2 separate regions of the Homo sapiens genome follow, and region 1 is linked to region 2. Evidence: read pairs that join two places in POLR2A ChIA-PET (ENCODE). Cell type or tissue: MCF 10A. All regions are shown on one strand. Links, peaks and the distances in the headings refer to the core of each region. The heading gives the core; the rest is flanking DNA. Region 1 has its middle 120 kb from the start of WNT7A. Region 2 overlaps CHCHD4 (coiled-coil-helix-coiled-coil-helix domain containing 4).

Region 1 (2,822 bases), core at 218-2,717, 120 kb before region 2:
TAAATATAGCAAGAACATAAATCATTTCATTCATAGAAACTATATATATATATATATATATATATATATATATATATATATATTTTTTTTTTTTTTTTTTTTTTTTTTTTGAGACACAGTCTCGTTCTGTCACCCAAGCTGGAGTGCATTGACATGATCTCAGCTTACTACAACCTCTGCCTCCTGGGTTCAAGAGATTCTCCTGCCTCACCTCCCAAGTAGCTAAGATTATAGGCACACACCACCTCGCCTGGCTAATTTTTGTATTTTTAGTAGAGATGGGGTTTCACCATGTTCGCCAGGCTGGTCTTGAACTCCTGACCTCAGGTGATCCACCCGCCCCAGCCTTCCAAAGTGCTGGGATTACAGGCGTGAGCCACCGAGCCTGGCCAGAAACATCATGTTCTTAAAAGTTATCTGTTATTTCACCGGGCATGGTGGCTCACGCCTGTAATCCAGCACTTTGAGAGGCTGGAGTGGGTGGATCACCTGAGGTCAGGAGTTCGAGACCAGCCTGGCCAACATGGTGAAACCCTGTTTCTACTAAAAATACAAAAAAAATTAGCTGGGTGTGGTGGTGCGCGCCTGTAATTCCAGGTACACAAGAGGCTGAGGCAGGAGAATCACTTGAACTCGGGAGGCGGAGGTTGCAGTCAGCTGAGATCACGCCATTGCACTCCATCCCTGGTGAAAAGAGTGAAAATATGTCTCAAAAAAAAAAGATATTTGTTATTTCATATGATTTTCATTTGATTCACTAAATTTAGTGTAAATATTTTAGGAATATTGTCTTGTGTTAGAGACGTTTGTATGGTTACAGCTTGGATGGCTAATCTGGACCTACCAGCATAATTTCAAGAACACACACACTGTACCTCCTTTCATTGCCTGCCTGAGGGGCTCATTCATTCGCTGGTTCTAAATTGGCAAAATAATGAGCACTTACCCAAATGGACATGAGGGTGTGACTCACTGAACATAAGAAAAAGCTGCTGAGATGTAGTTTAAAGGAAAAGGTTTTATTAGCTTATCTCTCTTAGGGCTGTAATTTTATAGTGTCATCTATAGAAAGATGACAAGTTCAGGCTTGTAAGATCAGAACTAGGAAGCTTAAAAACAAAAACAAAACTTTTTGTGTGTGTGTCTGAATTTTACTTTATTCTTCCCTGTAAAATAGTCTAGGAACTACATTCAACACTTTTTAATGTGCAATCCATATTTTTCTTTGATATATCTGCTTGAGGAGTTCAATGTGCTGTCATAATCATAGTAGAAAACACCATATTTTCTCACATGTCATAATGATACTGCAATCAAATTAACAAATACATTTCATATCAAACTTCCTAATATGTCTTCTCTTGGCATAAGGGGTCCCCAACTGCCTCACATATATTCAAAAAATACCCCTAGGACAAATCTCAATTCCTAGTGCAGCTCCTGTGTTGTATTATATTTCATGAGTCATTGTCTCTGTTTCCTGTGTTAACTTTAGTAGCAAGACTCCTTCATTTGACTTACTAAGGATAATAGTCATGTCTCCCTAGCAACTTTTAAACATTTGAGATATAATTCACATTCCATAAGATTCACCCCCTTAAAGTGTACATTTCAGTGGTATTTAGTATATTCACAAGGTTAACATCACTCACTATGTGTTTCTAGAACATTTCATCATCCCAAAAAGAAATCCTAAAGGAAAGCAATCACTCTGTTTGCTTTCTGCCCCCAGTGATTGGAACCAGTAACCCTCATTCTGCCTCTGAGGATTTGCCTATTTTGTACACTTTATTATTATATAAATGGCTTTATATATTATATACTGTATTATATATAGTATATACTATATATTTAGAATATTTATAATGTAATATATAACATCTATAATATATATGAGTATATATTTATAATGTAATATATAATATCTATAATATATATAAATATATGTGTCTGGTCCTTTCAGTCAACATAATGATTCCATTGTTCAAATACATTTTATCATGTATTAGTATTTAATTTTTATTATATCTGCATTATATTCCGTTGTGTAGATATACCACATATTGTTGATCCATTCATCAGTTCATAGACATTTGGGCTTTTTCCACTTTTTAAACTGTTATATATAATGTTCTATGAACATTCAAACATAAGTTTTTTACACGGACATATGTTTCAGATTCTCTTGAGGGCAATTGCTGGTTTATAATATTACTCTATGATTATATTTTCAGGCTTTTATCCACAGTAACCAAAACACTTTTCTTTCCCAGCAGCAATGTATGAAAGTCTCAATCTCTCTCCATGTCTTTGTGGATTGTTATCTGTCTTTTATATTTCAGCCATACTAGTGGGCATGCAGTTTTTATTGCATTGTGCTTTTGATTTGCACTTTCATAATGGCTAGTAGTGCAGAGCAACTATTTGTATGCTTCTTGGCCATTTGTCTTCATAGAAAAGTGTCTTTAAATGCTTGTACTTTTTTTCAACTTTTATTTTAGATTCAGGGGTACATGCATAGGTTTGTTATGTAGGTAAATTGTGTATCACAGGGGCTTGGTGTACAGATTATTTCATCACCTAGGTAATAAACATAGTACCTGATAGGTAGGTGTTAGGCGTTTTTTGTTTTGTTTTGTTTTGTTTTGAGACAGAGTCTCGCTCTGTCGCCCAGGCTGGCAGCCTCCCTAGTAGCTGGGACTACAGGCACCTGCCACCACGCCTAGCTAATTTTTTGTATTTTTTTAGTAGAGACGGGGTTTCACTGTGTTAGCCAGGTCTCCATCTCCTGACCTCGTGATCTGCCTGCCTCGGCATCCCAA
Region 2 (2,822 bases), core at 83-2,582:
TATGTGTCAGATATTCCCATTGTGGGCAAGGAGCACCTTGTCCTCAGTACCCCACACTGCACGGTGGGTCATCAGTTTCTCCAGCTGTCCCCAGAGAACAGACAGAGCCAGTCCATCTTTTGGTCCTCCGTGTGAGCTCATTCCTCCATCCTATCGCCACCCTGAGAGGGAGGTAGCAGCATCCCCTTTTAATGGTGGTGAGCCTGAGGCTGTGAGTAGTAACTTGCTGGGCCACACAGGACAGGATGCTCTGAAGTCTACACTGTTGGAGATCCTTTCTACACACCCATACTGCCCCGCACCAACATTTGCACAAGAATAATCGACAGCTGACACTGAGCACTTAGCATGACTGGGCACTGCCTGAGAGCTTGTGCACCTTGGGCAATGAATAAATACAATAAATTCTGACCCAACCTCGGCCCCAAAAAGCTTAGAACCAAGTGAAATGTTTGCCAAGTAAACAAACAAGATCTTTCTTGTACTTTCCTGGTGAAGGTGAATGACAAATTCTACAGACCAACTGACCATGCATTCTGATCCTAGAAGATCTGGGGTACTGGGACCCTCATCTGGAAGGGGATAGGAGGTGCCAAGCATTTAAGAAGACTTCTTCAGGTATGGCCAAAAGTGCCTGGCAGAGAGCCACAGTGCATGGCTCTGAGTGAGTGGCCACTGTGGGCGCAGAGGCCGGACCTGCAGAAACGTGGCCCTGTGAAAGCTGCGGGCATCTCTGATCACTTTATACTTTTTGTTTATATTTAGAAAAGTTCAGTCACAGCTATGCTGAGGGGAAAGCAAGGAAAAAGGTTTGGGCCCATGCTTGGGCTGAAGTAATTAAGGAAGAGGCTTCTGGAAGGAAGGGGGCAGTGACAACAAAAACCGAGCGACATCTCCAGTGAGAAGGACAGTTCAGGGGACAGAGGGAGGGCACTTTGGTGCCTTACGCCATGCCCACACTGCACAGGGTCTCTTACACTAGAACAGAGTAACAACAAAAAACCCTCAGCACACGGGGCCAGGACCCCCAACCCACTGGAGGCTTTTGCTCCCAGAGCTGGCCTCTGCCTCAATACCTTGCATGTCATCCAACAGAAGGCTGCTTTTCCCCTGTGGCTGACTGGGGAAAGCTTTTGGACCAGGCAGCCAGGACTTGTTAAAGTACCTAGTAACCTTGATTCTACTATTCTGGCCAGTTTCCAAAATACTCAAAAGCAATCTGTAAAAATGTTGAACGCTAAGCAGAATGAGCTGATGCAAATTTCGCAACTCAGCTCTGGCAGTTTTGTTTACCGAGATGGCAGCTCAGCGCAGCCCAACGGGGAGGCCCAGTCACAGGCACAGAAAGCAAAGGGTCCAAACGTGGTAAAGTATGAGGCCCTCCTGGGGTTTGCCATACATAGAGAGACCAGGCCTCACCCAAGAAAAGCTGAATCGAGCTCTCTGCCATGTCCATGTAGCTCACGGGCTTCACAGGTGACTGTGATACACAGCCAGGTTAGGAAACACCAGCCTAGCACAATCCCACTGAGAATTCCAGGTCCCTCCCACTGGGCCAGGTCCTCACATGTGCCTTCCTGGACATTTTCCCTTGCAGCACAGTTCACACTGGATCGAAAGTAGAACAGTAACAGCTGTATCTTTTACACATTTTTGTCCCATGCAATGTGTTTTATTACATCTGTGAGTTCACTGGTGGGTATTACTTTATCTCCATTTTACAGAGACCACAGGATCTGAGAAACAGACCAAAAGACATGCAGTAAATGAAGGCAGAACAGGAACAGGAACTCTGGTCTGAAAGATCTGGAGTATGTCCCCTACAAACTGTCCATTGTATGCCTGTCCTAGAGGGCCTTTGCTTTCTGGAACTTTTAAAAGTCGATTCAAGGACTGATGCAAGGACAAGGCTTACCTATTCCTAACAGACCTAACTGTGAAAGAAAGGACTGGTCAGACTAGTCGTAAGATGCCAACTAGTGGGACAATCAGCTAGACTAGTAGTTCTCATGACATTTGTCAGCAATTTCTCTAGAGAAATAAAATTTAAAAGTGCTTGTGTTTTTATTTCTAAGATAAGCTTTAAAAGCAGTTGAATATGCATGTTCTGAAGGAGGTGGAAAACTACCTTAAACCCTCTGGTGCACAGTGGCTTCAATATTTCAATATCACAGAGAGTCTGAGAACTGGAGTTCAAATCTGGGCTTAAGCACTTCCCACTGTATGAGCTCAGGTACCATCTGGGCCTCAGAAACCAGGCCTTACCACCAGCTCCACCTACCTACCTCACGTGGTTGGGGAGGTGAAATGAGTTTCTGCTGTCAGCTGGAATCCCACTTGACAGCAATTTTTAAAGGGCATCAAGGATAGCATGGCCAGGAAAAGAGACAATCACAGGCTCAGAGATGTCAATAATGTTTTGGAAATGGGAGAGCTGATGGTCGAGTGCTCTCTGACTTAACCAGTGAAGAAAGCTGAACTCAAAGTGCACAAGGAGGAGGTCATCCAGAATCAACTCAGTCCCCACCCCAGAACCTTGGTCAGAGTGGGGAACTGGAGGCCCGAGGGGTTACTCTGAGTGCAGGACTTCAGGGTGGGGCTGAGAACAGAACTGAGTGAGCAGTCAGATACAAAGACACCTTCCACCCCCAGCTGTTTAGTTTTACTCTCGGTAGAGCCACCCCAACCCGTCTTTCTCTCACATCTCCAACAGCAAATTGGAATGGCTCGATCTTCAAATACATCCAGAAAGAGCTGCATCCCTCACCTCTTCGACCCCATCTCCCACCATCACTCCCTGCACTCCAGCCACGCTGGCCTCT

The links. ChIA-PET counts read pairs that join two places held together with the same protein. Peaks named below come from ENCODE experiments on the same cell type or tissue, not always from the same donor. Only the 100,000 strongest peaks of a DNase experiment are listed, where the experiment ranks them.
Region 1: POLR2A ChIA-PET joins it to region 2 with 5 read pairs; 4 of 35 experiments call an interaction of 5 or more read pairs at or near these places.

The regions. Positions count from the first base shown.
Region 1 is chr3:13,999,772-14,002,593 of GRCh38, forward strand. It overlaps the pseudogene TPRXL. Among named protein-coding and RNA genes, the nearest start is that of WNT7A, 120 kb to the left of the region's middle. In MCF 10A, for the core only: no CTCF peak of the experiment used is centred there; no DNase peak of the experiment used is centred there.
Region 2 is chr3:14,117,578-14,120,399 of GRCh38, forward strand. All of the region lies in intron 1 of CHCHD4 (coiled-coil-helix-coiled-coil-helix domain containing 4), which reads right to left. Among named protein-coding and RNA genes, the nearest start is that of CHCHD4, 5.9 kb to the right of the region's middle. In MCF 10A, for the core only: no CTCF peak of the experiment used is centred there; a DNase peak (open chromatin) is centred at 1,264.